Linked DNA regions of Homo sapiens: region 1 is linked to region 2. A link is a contact called in ENCODE Hi-C or POLR2A ChIA-PET data. All regions are on one chromosome and are shown on one strand. Each heading gives the region's core, a stretch centred on a gene start or an enhancer-like site at or near the end of the contact. The rest is flanking DNA. Distances are from core to core; before and after follow the strand shown. Region 1 overlaps BCAS4 (breast carcinoma amplified sequence 4). Region 2 has its middle 26 kb from the start of PTPN1.

Region 1 (5,553 bases), core at 2,359-4,858, 330 kb after region 2:
GCATGAGGCCAGGAGCTTGAGACCAGCCTGGGCAACATAGTGAGACCCCTGTCTCTGCAAAAATTAAAATACAAAAAAAGAGAGAAAGCGAGCTATGGAATGCAACCCCTTATCACGCACCTATTGTGTGTCAGCACTCTGTTAAATCAGTTAGCCACATCTATGATGTCAGGTTAACCTCCTGACCATTCTGCCAAACGGGCCTGATGGTTCCTGTCACAGGGGATCCAGTGGCAGTGAAATGCAGAGGTTAAGCCATTGGGTTCCAGCTGCATGGCTGGCAGAGGGTAAGGTGAACCCAGAAGTGCCGTGACCACGCCGTGCCCTTCCTGAGCAGGCCAGGATGGGTTGCAATGCACTTCCTACAAGCACAGTGCTGCAGAAACATCTTGGGAAGGAGGCATCCCACCCCGCTGGGGCATGGGCTTCCGTGGCCTCCCATGCAGGTTGTGTGTTCTTAAGCATGTCTGGACCCGTGTCTGCGTTGTGTGCACCTGCACTCCCAGGATCTCTCCATCACCCGCTGTGCCCCACTCCTCTCTTTCTCTTTCTCTTTCTTTCCCCTGGACCAGAAAGAACAACCAATCTTCTCCTCTAACCACAGTGACCTCTTGGCTCCATCCTTTCTCCCTTAGTGCGATAATGACATTTTCTCATTGTAATTTAATTTTGGGGTTGGGTGGGGGAATGATCTTTCTTTTTCCCCGTCTTCTCTCCCCTCTCCCCGACTGAGGCACAGAAATAGTCCCAGCTGTGAGATGAAGGTTGCAGAGTTTAAAATTGCAACTTGGTACTATTTATACTCCAGCCTGAAAGATGTTTTTTTGTGCAGTCGTTTATTTTGTTGTGGTGGAGATGGCTCATGCTGGAAGCAGCAGGAACTGGTGCTGTATAAACAGTTCTCTGGGGACAAGTGGGTGGTGAGGGAGCCTTCAGGTGCAGGGGGCAGGGACTAGGCCTGCCCAGAAACTCTGAGCACGCCTCCCTGGAGCAGGACGGTGTGGCCTGGTAGGGAAAGCAGATCATGTGCTTGGCGAACTTTCTTCCTGAATGCTGGCCATTACAAAAATAACAACAGAAACTGGTATTTTAGAAGTCATAAAAGTAGTAGATAACTTGAGGGGGAAAAAAAACCTAATTTTTCTTTTTTGTTTTTGAAGACAGATCTTGCTCTGTCTCCCAGGCTGGAGTACAGTGGCACAATCTTGGCTCACCGCAACCTCCTCCTTCTGGGTTCAAGCAGTCCTCCTGCCTCAGCCTCCTGAGTAGCTGGGACTACAGACGCGTGCCACCACGTCTGGTTAAATTTTGTATTTTTAGTAGAGACGGGGTTTCGCCATGTTGGTCAGGCTGGTCTCGAACTCCTGACCTCAGGTGATCTGCCCACCTTGGCCTCCCAAAGTGTTGGGATTACAGGCGTGAGCCACTACGCCTGGCCAAACCGCTAATTATTTCCCTAATTTTTACACAAGTGCATGAAGCAGTTGTACACTGGCAGGCCCTCTGCACGTTCGTTATTGGCTTAATTTGTGAAGCATTAAAGGGTTTTTTAAATGTGTTCCAATGTTTAAACATTGGGGCATTTCCTATCAAATTAGGATTTCTGGCTTCTCTTGGAAAATGGAAAGATCTGGCAGCTCCGGGCCTGCATTTCCTGATGGCAGCTAGTGGCCAGCAGCTGGAGGACTGGATGAGCACCTCTCAGATCACAAGCCTGATGGCCTGTTTCACTCATTTATGTTAATGTCCAGCCTGATGACTGGGTTTTATTTCTTCTTCTTTTTTTAAAGACAAGTTCTCACTCTGTCGCCCAGCCTGGAGTGCAGTGGTGCGATCACTGCTTACTGCAGCCTCAGCCTCCTGGGTAGCTGGGACTACAGACATGCACCACCATGCCTGGCTAATTTTTTTTTTTTTTTTTTTTTTTTTTTTTTTGAGACGGAATCTCGCTCTGTCGCCCAGGCTGGAGTGCAGTGGTGTGACCTTGGCTCACTGCAGCCTCCGCCTCCCGGGTTCAAGCGATTCTCTTGCCTCAGCCTACTGAGTAGCTGGGACTACAGGTGTGTGCCACCACACCCGGCTAATTTTTGTATTTTTAGTAGAGATGGGGTCACCACATTGTCCAGAATGGTGTCGATCTCCTGACCTCGTGATCTGCCCGCCTCAGCCTCCCAAAGTGCTGGGATTACAGGCGTGAGCCAGTGCACCTGGGCTAATTTTTTTTTTTTTTTAAAGGGATGGAGTCTCACCATGTTGCCCAGACTGGTCTCGAATTCCTGGACTTAAGTGATCTTCCTGCCTCGGCCTCCCAAAATGTTGGGATTACAGGCATAAGCCACTGCTCCCGGCCATGGACCCTTTACATAACATAAAAAATTCAAGTTTCCCTTGTCAGAGTCCCTTTCCCAACTCCTCCTGCCCAGGGCTAAGTAAGCCCTGTTAATAGGGTTTCCAAAGAAACTATGGGATGCCCGGTTGAATTTGAATTTCAGATAAACAACAAATTTTTTAAGTATAAGCACATCTCTTAACTATTAGCAGTCTGGCACATATCATTCCAGGCCTTTCTCTGTGAAGACATGTACTTTTTTTTGAGACGGAGTCTCGCTCTGTTGCCCAGGCTAGAGTGCAGTGGTGCAATCTTGGCTCACTGCAGCCTCCGCCTCCTAGGTTCAAGCGATTCTCCTGCCTCAGCCTCGGAGTAGCTGTGACTACAGGCACACGCCACCATGCCCGGCTAATTTTTGTATTTTGAGTAGAGACGGGGTTCTGCCATGTTGGTCAGGCTGGTCTCAAACTCCTGACCTCAGGTGATCCGCCCGCCTCACACATTTTTTTTGGTATGGTTTGTATCTGACACCGTCTGCAGCTTGCTTTTCCTCTCCGGGGTATCACCGGGGCCACTGTGTTTATTAGAGCAGGCTGTGAGGTTGTGGACTCCATCTGGATTAGGATCCTTGCCCCGCTGTTTGTTAACTGTGTGATCTTGAGCAGGTTACCCCACCTCTCTGAGCCTCCGTGTCCTCATCTGTACAACGTGGAGGATACGGGTAGCTTTGTTATTTCCTGTATTTGTTGATCTTGTCTCTTTTGAAAGCTGCATAGAATGGAGAGGCCGTGGTGGCTTTAACCAGTCCTCCGTGATGGGCGCCAGGACTGCTGCCTGTTTATTGCTCTTTCAAAGGAGGCAGTGGAAGGGGGTCGAGCAGGAACCGGGCACATAATCCTAAGACTTAGTTTGCTTTAAAAAAAAAAAAAAAATGAAGGGTGTTTGTCTCCCTGGAAACCACTTGCTAATCTCCAGGATATCGTCTCTTTTTCAGGCGAAGGAGGTGGAGGAGACCATCGAGGGCATGCTCCTCAGGCTGGAAGAGTTTTGCAGCCTGGCTGACCTGGTGAGTGGCTGCCTGGAAGGCGTGGGTTTAGGCCCAGGCCAGACTTCAGGCCCTTGCTGGAGTTTTCTGCGGAAGCCATTTTGGTGGTGAGTTAGCAACCAGGAGGAATGGGGCAGCGGCCAGCGCTGAGAGGAAAGCCACGTGCAAACACTCCCTCCTCTCTCTCTCTCTCGCTCTCTCTCTCTCACTCAACCCCAAGTGCTTCCTGAGGCGGCCATCTTGATCTCGTCCTTCCCTCGAGATGGTTTTTATTCCGCAGAGGAGCCAGGAGTGGACCACAAGGTGGCACTCTCGGGCACCGATGCAGGGAGCCGTTCAGCGGGGACGCTAGACTATATTTAACTTTCCTCAGCTCTGCACCGTCCCCTGTGCAAACATGGAGACAGCCAGGAAATGGCTTCAGGCCTGCGAGGCCTAGGAGGAGCCTCTTGCCCAGGCCACAGCCCGTGGTGGAGTTGGGCATCGAGTTCCTTCCTGAATCCTTCTGTTCTCTCTGCTTTTACCTCCTACTCTGTCTGGTTGGCCCAAATCTACTAGCCTGGCTGAGGAGGAAGATGGAAGACAATGGCCCAGAAGACAAAGCCTCCCACGCCAGAGTCTCTAGAAATCGCCTCTAGAGGCTGGGTGCAGTGGCTCACACCTGTAATCCCAGCACTTTGGGAGGCCAAAGCGGGCAGATCACTTGAGGTCAGGAGTTCAAGACCAGCCTGACCAACATGGTGAAACCCTGCCTCTACCAAAAATACAAAAATTAGCCGGGTGTGGTGGCAGGCGCCTGTAATCTTAGCTACTCAGGAGGCTGAGGCAGGAGAATTGCTTGAACCCGGAAGGTGGAGGTTGCAGTGAGCTGAGATTGCGCCACTGCACTCCAGCCTGGGTGATAGATCAAGATTGTGTCTCAAAAAAAAAAGAAAAGAAAAAGAAATTGCTTCTAGATCCCAGTGTTCCTAGGATTGCTGCCAGCCAGGTGTGGAGCCCCCAGGAGTGCTGATAGAATTTTCTAGAAGCTCCCAAGCTTATTAGAGGCAAACCAGTAACCTGGGCTTGAGGTGTCTGCCTGGAGGCCCAAAGGGTAGAGCTCCATATTGTGACCAGGCCCTGTGTCTCCCCAGAGTGGAGGAAGCCTGGCCACCTGGGCCCAGTGGTGTGCGTTTATGTCCCTGAGAAGCACCGTGTCCGGACCCTGAGAGTGTTTGTGAGAACCCAAGGGAGTAACAGTAACAGCAGCCCCAGATGTTCATTGAACGCCTTTCTTTGTGCCCGGCACAAAGCCACCCTAGACAGCAGGCACTGAGTCATCCCTACCTATTCAGCGGACCTCGGCCCAGCCTCTAGGGTCACAGCAGAAATCCCAAGAGGACCTATATGGTTTCTTCTCTTGAGTCAATTTTTACGTTCAGATGTGGGTCCAGGTGGGAGCTAGGTAACAAGACAGGCTTTTAACAGCCTGGATTGTCCTTTCTTTACCACCACGCATTGGACTCTTTCTTTCTCTTTCTGTCTTTGTCTTTCTGTCTTTCCGTCTTTCTGTCTTTCCGTCTTTCCCTCCGTCCCTCCCTTCCTTCCTTCCTTTCTTCCTTCCTTTCGAGATAGAGTCTCGCTCTGTCCCCCAGGCTGGAGTGCCGTGATGCAATCTCGGCTCACTGCAACCTCTGCCTCCCGGGTTCAAGTGATTCTCCTGCCTCAGCCTCCTGAGTAGCTGGGATTACAAGCATGCACCACCATGCCTGGCTAATTTTTGTATTTTTAGTAGAGACAGCATGTTGACCAGGCTGGTCTTGAACTGCTGGCCTTAAGTGATCCTCCCGCCTCGGCCTCCCAAAGTGCTGGGATTGATTATAGGCGTGAGCCACCATGCCCGGCTGCATTGGGCACTTTCTCATGAATGGGCCCCGTCATAAACTTGAGTATGCAAAGAGAGTTCAGTCCATCTCCATTCCCATCAAGCCCCAGTGTATGTGGGGAGACTGATTTGGGTATCAGTTGGTGCCGTCCCATGCTACAGTGCTGTTGTCAAGGTAAGGTCAAGGTGTGAAGGGATTCCAGAGCCAGGGGTGCTAAGTCCTGCCTAGGAAATTGGGAAGGCTTCGTATAACAGGTGGTGATGAATCTGGGGCTGTAAGGAGAAATAGAGAATTCAACAGATGGGGAAGGAGTG
Region 2 (5,512 bases), core at 280-2,779:
GAGCCTTGTGAATACCATGGGAAGATGAGGTCCTTCCACTCAGGGAATAGGAGCCCCGTGGTTTGGCCCCAGATGGTAAACAGGAGTGCTGTTTAGTTGAAGAACAGCATGTCCCATTCTGTTCTTTTGGGGAGATTTAAAGCAAGACCGTTTGCAATTGGATCTAATTGATAAGTGTCTTAGTTTGGAATCCCCTGTTGGCACACCTCATATCTTAGTTTAGATTCTCTAGATACAGACCCTGAGACAAAGACTCAAGGACACATCACTTCTTTGGAAGGCAAAAGAAATACGAGTAGAGAAGAAAAGAGACCCAGGGAAAGGAGGACAACCAATATTAAGCAAGTTATCAAGACAGTTACTGCCCTAGGCAAGTGAAGCTTAATTCCACCTGTGTAGAACACATGTCTCAGAGTTATCTTACCTGAAGGATCAGCAACTCCATCTTGGAAGCTAATCCGCCATGTTGGCTTCTGATTAACCCCTGTTCCAAGAAGGCCTCTAAGATTTCTAGTTTATCTATTATTCCTTGTGTAAGAGCAGGTTCTGACTCTATATCCTGTCCTTAGGTCAAACAACCTTGATGTTATCTTACTTCAACTGTTCTACACATCCCTTCTGAACCACCCCTCTCCTATGGTATAGAAGCCCTGGGTCTGGGAGATAATGGAGTGGGGATCCACCATCTTGTCTGGCCACCGCAGGAGACACAGACGTGGCATCTGTTTCTAAGTTTCTATTAAAAGTTTCTTTCTAAGGAACTGAGTATGTCAGCATCATCTCTTCAGCCTCTCAGCTTCCTTGGACTTTGGGGTAAGTTTGCATAGACCTGCCCACTGCAAAACAATCAGGAAGCTGGGGTATTTATACACCACCTCTATCCATTCCTTGGTTGAAGGCAGCTGGAAAGAAGAGAAGGAATATTCATTCTCCAACCTCCTTTAGGCTGCTTGACTCTGACAACCAGAAGAAAAAACCCAAAAAACTCATAGAAAAAGATGCACATACTACCAGTTAGAAGTTGGGCAGTTGGCCAGGCGCAGTGGCTCATGCCTGTAATCCCAGCACTTTGGGAGGCTGAGGAGGGCGGATCACCTGAAGTCAGGAGTTCAAGACCAGCCTAGTCAACATGGTGAAACAAAATACAAAAATTAGCCGGGCGTGACGGTGGGTGCCTGTAATCCCAGGTACTTGGGAGGCTGAGGCAGGAGAATTGCTTGAACCCGGGAGGCAGAGGTTGTAGTGAGCCAAGATCATGCCACTGCACTCCAGTCTGGGCAACAGGGCAAGACTCTGTCTCAAAAACAAACAAACAAACAAAAAAAAGAGCTAGTTACCTTTATGGGCAACTGGGGCACAGTCCCAGAGGGGCCCTCAGGGGATGATGTGGAGTATACCGCAAGATTGTCTCAGGAAGGGTTGGGGAAACTGTGCTGTTTATCCGCAATGACCACTCTCAGCGGTTGAAGGTGGTGCCCGGGGCCAGCAACTCCAGTACACTTCCCTTCCCACACATGTGACCTGCCATGCGCACATGAAGCACACAGGCTCTGGGCAGAGAGATGCGGGTGCCGGAGGTTGGGTATACGTCACCAGCATTTATAGAACTGTCCATCTAGCTTCAGGCAGCTCTCTTGAGTGGGCTGAGGAGGATGAGTGAGCACTGATGCTGGCCAGGAAACTTAGGAGAAGGAGGGGAAAGGAAGAAAGGAACAAAACTAACATTTATAAAGTGCAGGGTAGTTGCCAGCCATTAGCACAGTTACTTTCGTTTTCTGATTCCCATTGTACAGTTGAGAAAAACGAGCTCAGAGAGGGAAAGTGACTTGCTCTTGACTATGTGACAGTTAAGTGCTGGAATTCCAGCTCAGATTGAGTCTACAAAGACAGTGTTCTCTATCTCCCTCTTCCTTTTCTCCTTGTCCTCCTCTTCTCTGCTTTTCTCTCCCTCTCCCTCCTCCCCACCACCTTGTTTATTTTTTTTCCAAATAATATTTAGAGTTACCAAGACAGAAGTCAAGAGGAAAGCTTTCTGGTGTCCTTAAAGATGTGCTTTATGAAAGATAGTTTTCATTTGCTCTTTTATTCATTTGACACATTTATTAAGCACCTATGATACGCAATATATAGAAAACAAGACAGACACAATCCTTGCCCCTTAGGCTTTATACTCTAGCAGGAAAAGGAGGCATTAAACAGCTAAATACACATGGCGAGGAGGGGGTAAGGGAAGCCTAGATGGGGAAGTGGGGGAGTGAGATGGGAACAGGAAGGCAGCCATAAAAAGCAATTAGTTGATTACGTTGTGATACAGGTTTCTCAACCTCCGCATTAGTGAAATTTTGACTGGATCATTCCTGTAGGCTGTTCTGGGCATTGTAGGATATTTAGCAGCGTCTCTGGCCTCTACCCACTAGATGCCAGTAGCATTCTTACCCTGGTTTTGACAACCAAAAATGTTTCCAGACATTGTCAAATGGCCCCTGGGGGGCAAAATCACTCCCAGTTGAGAACCACTGTGGTAAATAAGAAAGGCAGATACGAAAACATGTAACAAGGAAACAGAATCTAGGCATACCCACAAGGAAGTGCCTTTAGGACGAGATCCATGTGACAATAGGCATTAGCCAGGCAGAAAGCAGGAATGGCATCCTAAGTAGAGTAGACAGCATGTGCAAAGGCCCTGTAGCCAGACCTGAAAGGATACTGGAGAACAGAGAGTGGCCTGGTGAAATGGGCAGGGCTCAGTTCACACAGGGCCTTAGAGTCTGAGTTATAAATTTTAGCCTTTATCCATGGTCACTTTTCCTTTTTTTTTTTTTTTTTTTTGACACAGTTTCAGTCTTGTTGCCCAGGCTAGAGTGCAATTGTGCAATCTCAGCTCACTGCAACCTCCGCCTCCCAGGTTCAAGCAATTCTCCTGCCTCAGCCTCCCGAGTAGGGATGTGCCACCATGCCTGGCTAATTTTGTATTTTTAGTAGAGACGGGGGTTTCTCCATGTTGGCCAGGCTAGTTTCAAACTCCTGACCTCAGGTGATCTGCCCACCTCGGCCTCCCAAAGTGCTGGGATTACAGGCGTGAGCCACCATGCCCAGCCACTTTTACTTTTAAAATTCATTTCAGCATGGTTAAAATAATAAAAATAAACTAAATGACAACAGACAACATCAAGTGCTGACTAAGATGCAGAGCAACTGGAACTCCCATACACTGGTGGAAATGCACAACGGTAGAGCTTCTTTGGTTGTTTTTTTTTTTCTTTCTTTCTTTCTTTCCTTCCTTCCTTCCTTCCTTCCTTTCCTCTTTCTTTCTTTCTCTCTCTCTTTCTTTCTTTCTTTCTTTCTTTCTTTCTTTCTTTCTTTCTTTCTTTCTTTTTTTGAGACAGAGTCTTGCTCTGTTGCCCAGGTTGAGGTGCAGTGACACAATCTCGGCTCACTGGAACCTCCACCTCCTGGGTACAAGGGATTCTCGTGCCTCAGCCTCCTACAGTACAGCTTCTTTGGAAACAGTTTGGCAGGTTTGTTTGTTTGTTTGTAAAGTTAAACCTACGGTTATCATACAACTCACCAATCCTGGCCAGGCATAGTGGCTTATGCCTATAATCCCAGCACTTTGGGAGGCCAAGATGGGAGGATTGCTTGAGGTCAGGAGTTTGAGACCAGCCTGGTCAACACAGTAAGACCCCGTTTCTATAAAAATAAATAAATAAATAAATAAATAAATAAAGTAAAAATCCCACTTTTAGAAATATACCCAAATGAAATAAAAACTGTTTATTTAATAAAAACACAAAAACCTGTACAAGAACGTTTATAGTGGCTTTATTCATAAAGGCCAAAATATGGGAAACCATCTAAATGCCCCTCTACTGAGGAAAGATTGAACAAACGGCAGTACATCTGTACAATGGAATACTACTCACGAGTAACAAGATGAGAACTCTTTTTTTTTTTGAGATGGAGTTTCGTTCTTATCACCCAGGCTGGAGTGCAGCAGCATGATCTTGGCTCACTGCAACCTCCACCTCCCGTTTGCAAGCAATTCTCCTGCCTCAGCCTCCCGAATAGCTGGGATTACAGGTGCCCGCCACCACGCCCAGCTAATTTTTCTATTTTTAGTAGAGACAGGGTTTCACCATGTTGACCAGGGTGGTTTTGAGCTCCTGACCTCGGGTGATCCACCTGCCTTGGCCTCCAAAGTGTGGGGATGAGAGGCATGAGCCATCGCGCCCAGGTGAGAACTCTTAATACACACGATGATGTAGATGAACCTCCAAAGCATCATGCTGAATTATAGAAGCCAGACTCAGAGGGTACATGTTATATGATTCCATTTATATAGTCTTTTGAAAAAGGGACAACTATAGGAACAGAAAACAGTTAAGTGGTTGCCAAAGGCTGGGAGTGGGCACAAGGGTAGACTACAAAGGGTCCCCAGGAAATTGGGAAGACAATTAATAGAATGGTTCTAAACCTTGACTGTGGTGGTGGTTAGATGACTGTGCATTTGTCAAAAAATACAGAACCCAGTCAGCCAGGTGCGGTGGCTTATACCTGTAATCCCAGCACTTTGGGAGGCTGAACTGGGCAAATCGCTTGAGCCGAGACCAGCCTAGGCAACATAATGAGGCCCCATCTCTACAAAAAATAGAAAAAATTAGTTAAGCTTGGTGGCGCCTGCCTGTAGTGCAGTCCCAGTTACTTGGGACGCTGAGGTGGGAGGATCGCTTGAGCCTAGGTGGTTGAGGCTGCAGTGAACCAAGACTGCACCACTGCACTCCAGCCTGGGCAACAAAGCGAGACCCTGTCTCAAAAAAAAAGAAAAAAGAAAAAAAATCACAGAACTGTATACTAGATAGGATAGATTTTACTGCAGGTAAATAATGCCTTTATTTTTTGAAAGTAAAAAGTTATTATAATGAAGACTCTACAGTAGGTCTATCAGTTGCACATTTGGGGGGAAATCAAGCTGGGTTCTGGTTCAAGGAAAAAATTAAGAAAGGTAAGAAGAAAAAGAAAATAAATTTTAAAATCTAAAAAGAAAAAGAAAATAGTCCGCGTGTGGTGACTCAGGCCTGTAATCTCAGCACTTTGGGAGGCTGAGGCAGGCGGATCACCTGAGGTCAGGAGTTCGAGACCAGCCTGGCCAACATGGTGAAACCCTGTCTCTACTAAAAGTACAAAAATTAGCCGGGTGTGGTGGCCGGCGCCTGTAATCCCAGCTACTCGAGAGGCTTAGGCAGGAGAATTGCTTGAACTCAGGAGGCAGAGGTTGTAGTGAGCCGAGATTACACCACTGCACTCCAGCCTGGGTGACAGGGCAAGACTCTGTTTCAAAAAAAAAAAAAAAAAGATAAAGAAAAAGAAAATAAATCAAGCTTGGTAAGAACTATGAGGTAAATCTTGACTCCCGGGGGGACTCGGGTAACAGGAAGCTAGATGGTGGTCATGCTCACCATTTGAACCACATGTACCTATGAGCAAACGAAAGAAAGATAAGGCAATGCAGACA

What was found. Hi-C counts contacts between places; a loop is a spot of excess contacts on that map. ChIA-PET counts read pairs that join two places held with the same protein, here RNA polymerase II (POLR2A). Pooled maps may share reads with other maps.
Region 1: a loop to region 2 is called in a pooled map, with 2.7 times the contacts of the local background. The contact joins two enhancer-like sites. A Hi-C loop is called at or near these places in 1 of 50 pooled maps. POLR2A ChIA-PET finds 5 or more read pairs at or near these places in 2 of 52 experiments (Panc1 and activated B cell).

The regions. Positions count from the first base shown.
Region 1 is chr20:50,814,888-50,820,440 of GRCh38, forward strand. It overlaps BCAS4 (breast carcinoma amplified sequence 4), which reads left to right. Exons shown (of 5, transcript NM_198799.4): 2 at 3,324-3,395. Among named protein-coding and RNA genes, the nearest start is that of BCAS4, 23 kb to the left of the region's middle. RefSeq lists enhancers at 158-207, 268-437, 3,839-3,888, 3,899-3,948, 4,436-4,485 and 1 more. Within about 2 kb of position 3,609, at least 22 of the 41 ENCODE cell types and tissues checked have a DNase peak (open chromatin) inside an H3K27ac peak, as active enhancers do.
Region 2 is chr20:50,482,107-50,487,618 of GRCh38, forward strand. No RefSeq gene overlaps it. Among named protein-coding and RNA genes, the nearest start is that of PTPN1, 26 kb to the right of the region's middle. RefSeq lists enhancers at 1,676-1,725, 1,766-1,875. Within about 2 kb of position 1,530, at least 38 of the 41 ENCODE cell types and tissues checked have a DNase peak (open chromatin) inside an H3K27ac peak, as active enhancers do.